Regions from separate parts of the Homo sapiens genome. Here region 2 is linked to region 1. Evidence: chromatin loops called from intact Hi-C (ENCODE). Cell type or tissue: HCT116. All regions are shown on one strand.

Region 1 (5,000 bases):
TTAGATGACTATGCAGATAAGATTTTTCCAACGTGTACTTGGTGTCTTGTCTTATGCTTAGACTCTTGAAAGCAGGACACATTAAGCAATACTATATTTTAGAAAGGAGGAAGCCACATGCTTTGTTTTTCTGCTCACAGCTTTGTTGTGATCTTCCTTCACTAAACTTGTAACATGGTACAAATTTTGTTATACCGTCTCCTGTTCTTCCTTTGGCCCATTTCCCAGACAGAATTTCCCATGGGTTGAGAGATCAAGTCTTTGCACTTTTTTTCTTGTTTTCCATAGTCTGAAAAACCTTCAAGTCAGACAGGAGGCACCAGTGTCCAGTACAATAGAAGGATGAGCTAGATGCCGATAAGTGGTTTATCCAAGACACATCTTTAGTCCCAACCCTGTTCTTTACCAATACTTATGTGCACAGGCATTTATATGTATACCAATATTTTTACCTAAAAACTAAATATATTAAGGCCTTTTGCTTTAGTGAAGATGAACTACTGTAATAATTATTGTATTAGGTTGAATTATATGAAATTTCCTATATGTGACTGTTTTGACCTACAAAATGGCAATTTCTTATAGTTCACCCTAATATCCAATGTGGAAATTATACTTGGAATTGTCTTCTAGCTCTTTTGATTGAAAGTGAAAGAATTAAAGGGTTGGAAGAGAACGTTATACAGGTCTCTATTTAGATCATACCAGCTGGTTTTTGGCCTTATTCTTTGAATCTAGAGTTGTGTTCCAAGGAACCAGTAATTAATGCATGGTTATAGGTATACCTGGCTTCAAAAAAAAGAAGTAGCCGTGGAAAGCTATATGAGAAAATCACAATTTTCTGAATCAAATATTTGTAAAACAATTTGGCTATTTAAAGACTCTTAGGGTAAATACTCCCTGGAAAAGCAAGCAATCCAGACTTATCTGGTCTGCAAACCTTGATTTCAGCTTAATATCCTTTCCTGAATCTAATTCATTTTCACCCACTAAGGTCATTTCATTTAAGATCCATTGTTTTTGAAATTTTGAAGTAGCCCAGTTTGGCAGCTCTCAGCACCTGCCTCTGCCCTCTCCTATACTTCAACTATATTGAACTCTAGCTTCAATCTAGTTCCTACTAATCCATGCAAAAGTTATTAACTGATAAGCCCAATCTTGTTCAGCACGTTCTTCTAAATGCCTGACCTAAATAACTTCTGCTTGGTTAACTTGTGTTCATTCTCACCTTAGCCTCAGTGTGAAAGTAACACTTACCTTCTGTGCAATTGTCCTTTGTACAACTGAAGACTGTTAATAAATTCAGGTCTCACCTCCATGTCTGAAAAGGCTATAGTAGCTATTCATGGAGATGGGAATTTGTCTAATTACCTAGCCAGAGTTTGCATATTTAAGGTAATATATTCAGCTACCGTATCTTTTATTCATAGTGCCTGTTTTCCAGCCTTTGATCAGTTTTGTAGTTCCCGTGGATAAACTCCAAGATCTAAAGATCCTCTTTCAGTAGCATATACTAAAATTAAGTTTAGTGCTCAAAACCCTGGTAACCTACACTGGCCCAAGGTTACAGTAGGTAATTCACCGTCTCACATTAGACAGGCCAATGCATCCCTTAGGAGCTGCCCCACTCTCCTCTCACCTACCAAAGGATTTTCTCAGGTGTGGTTCCAAGCGATAAAGTTCTACTGTCTCGGCTTCCTGCTGGTAATTCGCTTTCAGATTAGCAATAACACTGAGCTGATCTCTAGGGTTAAGAAGAGAACATTGAACTCATTTTGTCGCATGTACCCACAGGCTTGAAACAGAAAATGATGTAAACTTTTGTGGCATACATTCACCCATTTTCCCACCATATCTTTACTATCCTGTGTTGATTTTTTTTTCAAATTACAAAGACAATACATGTTCTTTGTGGGAAATCTGAAAAATACTACCAAATAGAAAATAAAAATCACCTGAATTCCACCACGACCACATTGTTTAAAACCACATTTCTGGGTTTTAAATCAGTCAGTGGCTGGGCCCAAAGGCACTTTTGGGTAAGATAAGTGAAGAAATGCCCACAAGGCCAAGGTGTCACTTAAAAAAACAAACAAAAAAAACAAGCCAGAAAAAAAAAATTCTGTCCGCTAATGTTTTGCACGCATCTAGGAGCAGACTCACTGCAAACCTCTGGTTATGCCATTATTCAGGGGTATAAAGAAAGCTTTAGAAGTAGCATAGTCCTGATGCCTCCTCTAATGAGTTAAAGCTCTTGGGGGAAATTCTAAAATTGCCAGACCATTTTGTTTCTCTGTGCTCCTACGAAACCAGTCGGGATACTGAGTGTTTGGCAATACTGCCACCTACTGAAAGCTGAGCTTCAGAGTGAGGTGAAATAAAGACAGAATGTAAAAGCATCTACTTTGTTTTAAACAGCAAACAAATGGACCAGATTAACAATGATCCCATCTGGAATTTAAAACTCTGAAAGTGTCAACATTGAAAGGATTAAGCATATCATCCGGTCAAACTTCCCACCCTACCCACATACCCAGGCAACGTCTATCATTTCTTTGTCTTAGGAATGTCACCAAATACAAAATGCTCAACTTTCAGGTAACCATAGGTAGGATGAGAAAAAGCTGTGATACTATTGGCCTCAGGATAAATTATTAGAATTAAATATATAGACCATAATAGACCTAAGAATATAAAAGAATTGGGTATATTATAAAAATGACATTTCAGATCTATCAGAAAAGTTTGGATTATTAATTTATATTGGGATAGCTGGTTAGCTATTTCTTGAGAGAAATATTAGACCTATACCTCATAATTTTTATCAGAATAAATTCCAGATGAAATAAAGATTTACATATTCAAGCACATAAATAAACATACAACAAGACTAGCAGGCAATGTGAATGGATATTTATATAATTTTAGTGTGAAAGAAGCCTTTCTTTGAGTGACACCAAAGGAAAAAAACAGAAAGAAAGGATGGATGGAATTTGACTGATTAAAAATGCTAAACTCCTATATAGTAAAAAATAACAAACCAAATTGAGAAAACAATATATGCTACAAAAAGTATAGATCTCAAATACATATTAAGAGCTTAAACATCACTACTTTTGGGACATTTCCATGATCTACAATCCCCTTCTCAACCAAGTGTTTCCATTTCATTCTTTCCTTATTGAACGTTTTCATTATTGCTTGTTTAATTGCCTGTTTATCCCTATTAAATTGGAAGTATAAGAAGGCAGCAACCATGTCTATTTTGCTTATTGTTGTATCCATAACACCTAACACAGTGCTACACAAAGCAAATGCTGAAAACATACTTATTGAATGAGTGAATAATGAATGAATAAATGACATTTTATAATTCAAGGAGAATCAAACTTTCCAACAGAAAATTGGACCAAGAACACAAACTGGCAATGCACAATAAACTAAAATAACCTACTAATAATAAATATGAAAAAGTGTTTTAATATACTAGTAATAAAAAATGCAAGTTAATATGATATATTCCTTTTTATATGTCAGAAAGGCAAACGGTATAAAGAATTAAAATTCCCAGGGACAAAAAGGAAGTACAGAAATAAACCTCTTACAGAGTCAACAGGAATGTAAATTGATTCCACCTTTCTGAAAAAATATTTTGGTAATATAGTTTTCCTGCATGCCTAGTAATTCCACTTTAGGGAAATTCTCCTTTAAATGGGTCAGAAAATAAAATGAGCTAAGATGTATTTATTCATTATTCAAAAAGTATATGCAAGAAAGGATGTTTATAGCAGCATTATTTGGATAAGCAGAAAAATGTAAATAAGCCTACTTTATAGGGTTGGTTAAATATGGTACATCCTTTCAATGGAATACTGTGTACCAGTTAAGAATAAGCACCATATGTGTATTTATTGAAATGTACAAGCTATATTGTTAGATGAAAAAGGAAGTTATAGAGGAATATTTATAGTACGATCCCTTTTTAAAAATATATGTATGCATGTGTGCATTAAAGAGTCTGAAAGGATACTTGCCAAAGTGTAAAAGCATTTATCTCTGGGAGGTGAGATTTGGAGCAATTATATTTTCTTTTTGCATATCTGTAACTTCTAATTTTCCACAATGAGCATGTAGTGTCTGTAAAATTTTTCAGGGAATAAACAATGATGTTCACAATATATATTAAATGAAAAACACATGTTATAAAACAGTATGTATAGTATGACACAATATTTGTAAAAAAGAAAATTATATATAAATATATCTATGTATGTATATATATGCATAAGAAAGCTAGAAGGACATACACTAAAATGTTAATAGTAGTTATGGGTAGTGGGATTATGGGTGATTATTTTTTCTTTTTGCTTTTCTGTGTTTTCTAATTTTTCTACAATGAACATGTATTACTTGTGTAATAAAAACTAATAATAAAAGTTTTAAAAAATGAATATGTGAGAGGGACATTTTTGACTCACTACTTGTCTTCATCCTCTTCCCCACCCTATTCCCATCCCCTCCTTGGCTTATTCTTTGTCAAAATATGGGCAGTGGGGATATGGAGAGGAAACAACAGGGCGCCAGAGCTTTTGAGAATAGAAGAGACAGAGAGACACAAAGATGGGTGAGAAGGAAAGAGAGAGAAAGGAAGGAAGGGCCTGGAAAAGAAGGTAAGAGAGAAACAAAACCTGGTAAGTGAAGTCACTAGAGGAAGGAGTAAAACAGATTTAGAAACTTTTTCACTAACAAGAGCAATGTCTTTAAATTTAGCTCAGGGTTTCTGATAGCTACAGCAAGAAAAAGAAATACATTAAGTTAAATAATTTTGTTTTCTAATAAAAGGATACACACACACACACACACACACACACGCACACACATACCCCTACATTCCTGGAGAGATATCTAGAAATGAAATTCTGACAGGAATGTATCCCAAGAAGGTTTTCAAGGGGCAAACTGTTGTGGTCCAGCTGGATGCCAAGGGCTGTACAGTACAG
Region 2 (5,000 bases), 230 kb before region 1:
AAAGGCACACATGGCCTCCATAGAAATGTACCTTTGCCCTAATTATGATATGTAGATCTTTGAGAAAAGACAGGAAGACTTAAAGGATGATGTGTTTTACTTCCAAAAATTATAAACTTAAAACTGTCAGAGATGAGATATAATTAGGAAAGACCATTATTTTATCAAGCAATTAACCAATTATAAATTCATTATAAATTTGGTACCATCTGGTTTTAAATTATTGTGAAGAGAATTTTTATCATAGTTTATTGATAAATGCTACAATATACCCTCTCATTTTTTTCTACTAAGACTAAAGACTGCTGTAATTGAAATAACAGGTAAGCAAAGTACATAAGTTCACATTGTCTGTTTCATTAAGATGAAAAACTCAGGACTTCTAAAAAGAAAGTATTTAATATCCCTTTGTATACCTTACAACTTCATCATCATCTTTACTGGAACAAAGAGTAGTAATGATCAGTGTTATATACACATTTATCTTATTTTCCCCTATTCTGAATCAAGTATGAGTGACAATAGAGAGTGAAATTAAGTGGCTTTAAACCAATGGAAGGAAAAGGACATGTATTTCATTCAGACAGAAAAAAAAGATGAAAAGCAAAAATGGATAATGTATAAATAAGTACTTTGAAAAGGTTAGCATGGAAGTCATTTAATCTGGAAACAGTATGCAGCATATATATGTCAATCACAAACATGTTCATTAGTGTACATAAATTGTTCCCTGTATAACACACTACTTGTTTTAATCTTAAAGAAATACCAAAAATCAAATTACTCAAAGCCTCAGGCTTCCAATGTGTCTCCAAATAACTAATATAGTATCCACAAATATATATACAAACACTACAATGGGTTCTGATTAAAGAGAAACAACACAGAGACCAAGAAAAAAATATACATCTGATTTTCACTATAATTGGTACATTGGTAGAATAGAAAAACTGGACGGATGTGGGATTTTGCATAAAAGCAGAGAAGTATGAGAAAAGGAATAATCAGAAAATACAAAAAAGACTGGGGCAGGGGGTGGGGAGTGAATGAGAAGCACATATGACTGACCATGAGCAGATCTGCTAGCAGTGATGACATGGCAATCAGGGCAATCAGTAATGATGACAGAGATGGCAAGGAGAAGACTTGGCCAATGGAAAGATGCCAACAATGAAAAGAAATAAAATGGTTTTGCAATAGGAGAGAAGAAAGAAACAAAGCCATATGTACTTTTCTATTTTCCCTCTACCAGTTTATGTAAAAGACCGAAAGCAACCAGATTCTAGAAGGAAGGGAGGCAAGGAGGAAAGGAAAAATGGAGGGAGGGAAGGAGACAGGAAGAGAGGGAGGGAGGGAGAGAGGGAGGGAGAGAAAGAAGGAGAAAGAGAGGGAGGAATGAAAGCAAGCAAGAGAGAAAGAGACTTGGATGGCCTAATGCTTTAGGTTGACCAAAGATGGTCACACAATCACAATCTGCAATCTAAGGGAGGAGGTTCCAATTCTGGGTTAGAGATAAGCACACCCCACCCTGTATATCCTAATGAATACATCAATAAAACCTGAACAGAACAGATGGAACAGATATATGGGAGATTTTGAGTAGTAAACTGCTGCAGTTGGATTCTGGAAAAAGAACAGAATTTGTAATGTCGCTGAACTGACAGTGAGTTTACTAATTTTTTTTCCTCCAGTAACTCTCAGCCTAACTTTAACATACCAGAAGTGGGCAGAAACATGTAGGCAGAGAGAGCTCCAAGAGAAGCCCACTAGCTCTGGCTGCAAGCAGAGAAAAAGAACTACAAAAGCTCAGAAAGACTGCTTCTTTCCACCACATCAAGCCCCCAAGCAATACAATGGTGGTGTCAACAGGCAGAGGCAACAGGAGACTGCAAGAGCCAAAACTCTAAAAGAGAGGAGCTGTCGTTCAAAGAGTGTATGAAAACTCCTCATTGCCTTTTTCTCCCTTAGTTCCCCTTCCCCACTACCACTTGATCCTTGATGTGGGGTACTTGAAGAAGTATATGGCAATGTGTGGTAACTAAAGTGTTGGCTTTCTGGCTGAACAACTAAAAAGAGGAGTCTTGAGGAACCAGAAAGTTTGAGGGAGATGGTGGAGAGGTGAAAGCTCAGGAAAGCAAACCCACAAAGTCATTTATGAACTCCTAAGCTCACCCAAGAGCTGCATAAGTGTGGACCTTATCCTATTCAGCATAATGGTGACTGAAAACTGAACAGACAGACCATAGCCAAGGTCCAAGACTGACCACTGGGTGGCACACATCCAGGAAAGATAAATCATACTATAAAGACTTTGAAAATGGAACTGACATTGAAACCACAGCCTACAGAGGAGGGTTGGAACCAGTGGCCTGAATCTAAGCAGGTTGACTGCCTGCTTAAAACAAAACTATTTAACAGTCTCCATAGAAATGAAATAAGATCAGATTCAAAATGTCTAGCATAGCCTAGTAATTTGGGGTAATAAATTACTAGGTAACTAGAATTACCTCGTTCTTTGCTGGGTAACCTGAAATTACCTGGCAAATAACTAGGAAAATGCCAAAGCACCAGGTAAAAGATAATCAAAGAATGCCAGTGTTAAAATAACACAGATGTTGAACTTTTCAAATATTTTAAAGCAGCCATTATAAAAATGCTCCAGCAAGCAATCAAAAGAATTCTTGAAACCAATGAGAAAATAGTAAATATTTGCACTGAAATTGATAATATGAAAAAAAATCAAAAGAAAAGTTTGACCTGAAAATAAAATAATCAAAATTTAAAATTCATTGGATAGCAAGGAAGGGAGGCAAGGAGGGAAGGAGGGTGGGAGAGAGGGAGACATTCAATAGCAGAATGTCAATAACAGAAAAAAAAATCAGTGAACTAGCAAATATGTTTGTTCTGAATCAGTCTGAACAAAGAGGAAAAAATGATTTTTTTTAAATAACTGAACAGAGCCTCATGGACCTATAAGACTATAACAAAAAGTCTAATTTTGTGTTATAACAGTCTCAGAAATACAGAAGAAACAGGGTGATGCTAAAAAAAAAAAAACTTAAGGAAATAATGACAGAAAACTTTGCAAATTTGATGACAGACAAACATATAGATTTAAAAGCACAGCAAACCCAAAAAGGAGAAATCCAAAGAAATTAGTCCTAGGCACATCAAAATCAAACTGCTGAAAATAAAAGACAACCAGAGAAAAACAATGCTGTATACATAAAGGAAAAATAATTTTAAAGACTAAAAATTTTCATCAGAAATCCTGGAGTTTAAAAAGGAGCGGAACAAGAGATTTAAAGAGCTGAAAGAAAAGAACTGTCCACCAAGAACTCCATGTCCAGCAAAAATATTCTTCAGGAATGGAGGCATTCTCAGATAAGGAAAAACTAAGATAATTAATTGTCAGCAGTCATGCTTTCAAAGAAATTCTGAAGCAACTTCTTCAGACAAAAGGGAAATGAGACCAGAAAATAAATTTGGAAAATCATAAATGAAGAAAAAGCAATAGAAATGGAAAATATCTGGGTAAATAGGAAACTATATTTCTTTTAAGTTGTCTAAAATATGTTTAAACAGTTGAAAGAAAAATTATAATACCTTGTGATGAGATTTACGATGTAACTACATGTAATGTATAAGAACACTACAACATAAAGAGGAGAGAATACATAGTACTACATATTGGGAAAGTTTCTGTATTCCACTTTAAGTAACAAGAATATTGATTCTAAATAGTCTGTGAAAAGTTAAATACACATATAGGAAGCCCTGGAGCAACTACTTAAAAAAATATAAAAACACTATACATTAAAGCTGGACACTAAAAATATTGAAATAACCCCAAAGAAGGCAGGAAAAGTAAAACAAAGGAATGGAAAACAAAGAGAATAAACAAAAAAATACTAAAATTTTAGAAATACTCCAAACATTGAAATAATTAGAGGCAAATTCAACCTACAAAAGGCAAGACAGAAATTGTGGAATGGATCTTTTTTAAACACATGAACCAACTATACACAGTCTATAAGTAACTAACTTCAAATATATAATGACATGGTTCAGTTAAAAGTTAAAGGATAAAAAATATATACCATAGAAACACTAGTCAAAAGAAAGCTAGACTGGATATACTTATACCAGCCAAAGTATACTACAGAGCAAAGTGAATTACCAGTGATAGAGATATTATATCAGAGAACAATAAACTTTTTCTATAAAAGCCCAGATAAATATTTTAGTCTCGGCAAGCCGTATAGTCTCTATTGCAAAAGTATAATTCTGACACTGTGGTACAAAACAAACCATAAAAAATACATAAATGAATAGGCTTGAATGTAGTCTAATAAAATTTTATTTACAATAACAGATGGCAGGCTGGATTTTGGCCTGCCATAGTTTGAGTCAGAGTTTACGGAGCCCAATACTTTATATAAAAGTAAAATGGTCCACTGGTCAACAAGATATAACGTTGCATATGTATCAACAGAGCTACAAATACATGAAGCAAAACCTGACAGAACTAAAAGAAGAAACAAAACCACAATTACAGTTGGAGAGTTGAATATTCTTCACTCAGACAGACAGAAGTAGTTAACAGAAAATTTTTTAGGATAGAGAAGAACTGAACCCAATTGATTTAATTGACATTTACAGAATATTTCTCCTACAACAGTGGGATATATAATATATTCTGTTCAAGTATACATGGAACGTTAATCAAGGCAGACCATATCCAGGGTCATAAAATTCTTTCAATATCAAAGAACTGAAATCCTACAACATATATTTTCTAACTATAATAAAATTAAACTAGAAATCAGTAGTAAAGGTAACAAGAAAATCTTAGAAATTAAATTACATACTTCTAAATAATCCATAGTTCAAAGGAAGTCTCAAGGAAAATTTAAAAATATTCTAAACAAAAATAAGAATATAGCATATCAAAATCTGTGTGATACAGCTAAAGTAGTCCTTAGAGTGAAACTTACAGC

What was found. Peaks named below come from ENCODE experiments on the same cell type or tissue, not always from the same donor. Only the 100,000 strongest peaks of a DNase experiment are listed, where the experiment ranks them.
Region 2: a loop joins it to region 1, with 3 times the contacts of the local background. A loop is called at or near these places in 9 of 110 quality-filtered maps.

What each region holds. Positions count from the first base shown.
Region 1 is chr5:64,610,211-64,615,210 of GRCh38, forward strand. RGS7BP (regulator of G protein signaling 7 binding protein) reads left to right here. Exons shown (of 6, transcript NM_001029875.3): 6 at 1-2,109. Among named protein-coding and RNA genes, the nearest start is that of SHISAL2B, 78 kb to the right of the region's middle. In HCT116, a CTCF peak has its summit at 2,351 (motif pointing left); a DNase peak (open chromatin) is centred at 2,341.
Region 2 is chr5:64,382,684-64,387,683 of GRCh38, forward strand. No RefSeq gene overlaps it. Among named protein-coding and RNA genes, the nearest start is that of RGS7BP, 120 kb to the right of the region's middle. In HCT116, a CTCF peak has its summit at 2,250 (motif pointing right); a DNase peak (open chromatin) is centred at 2,258.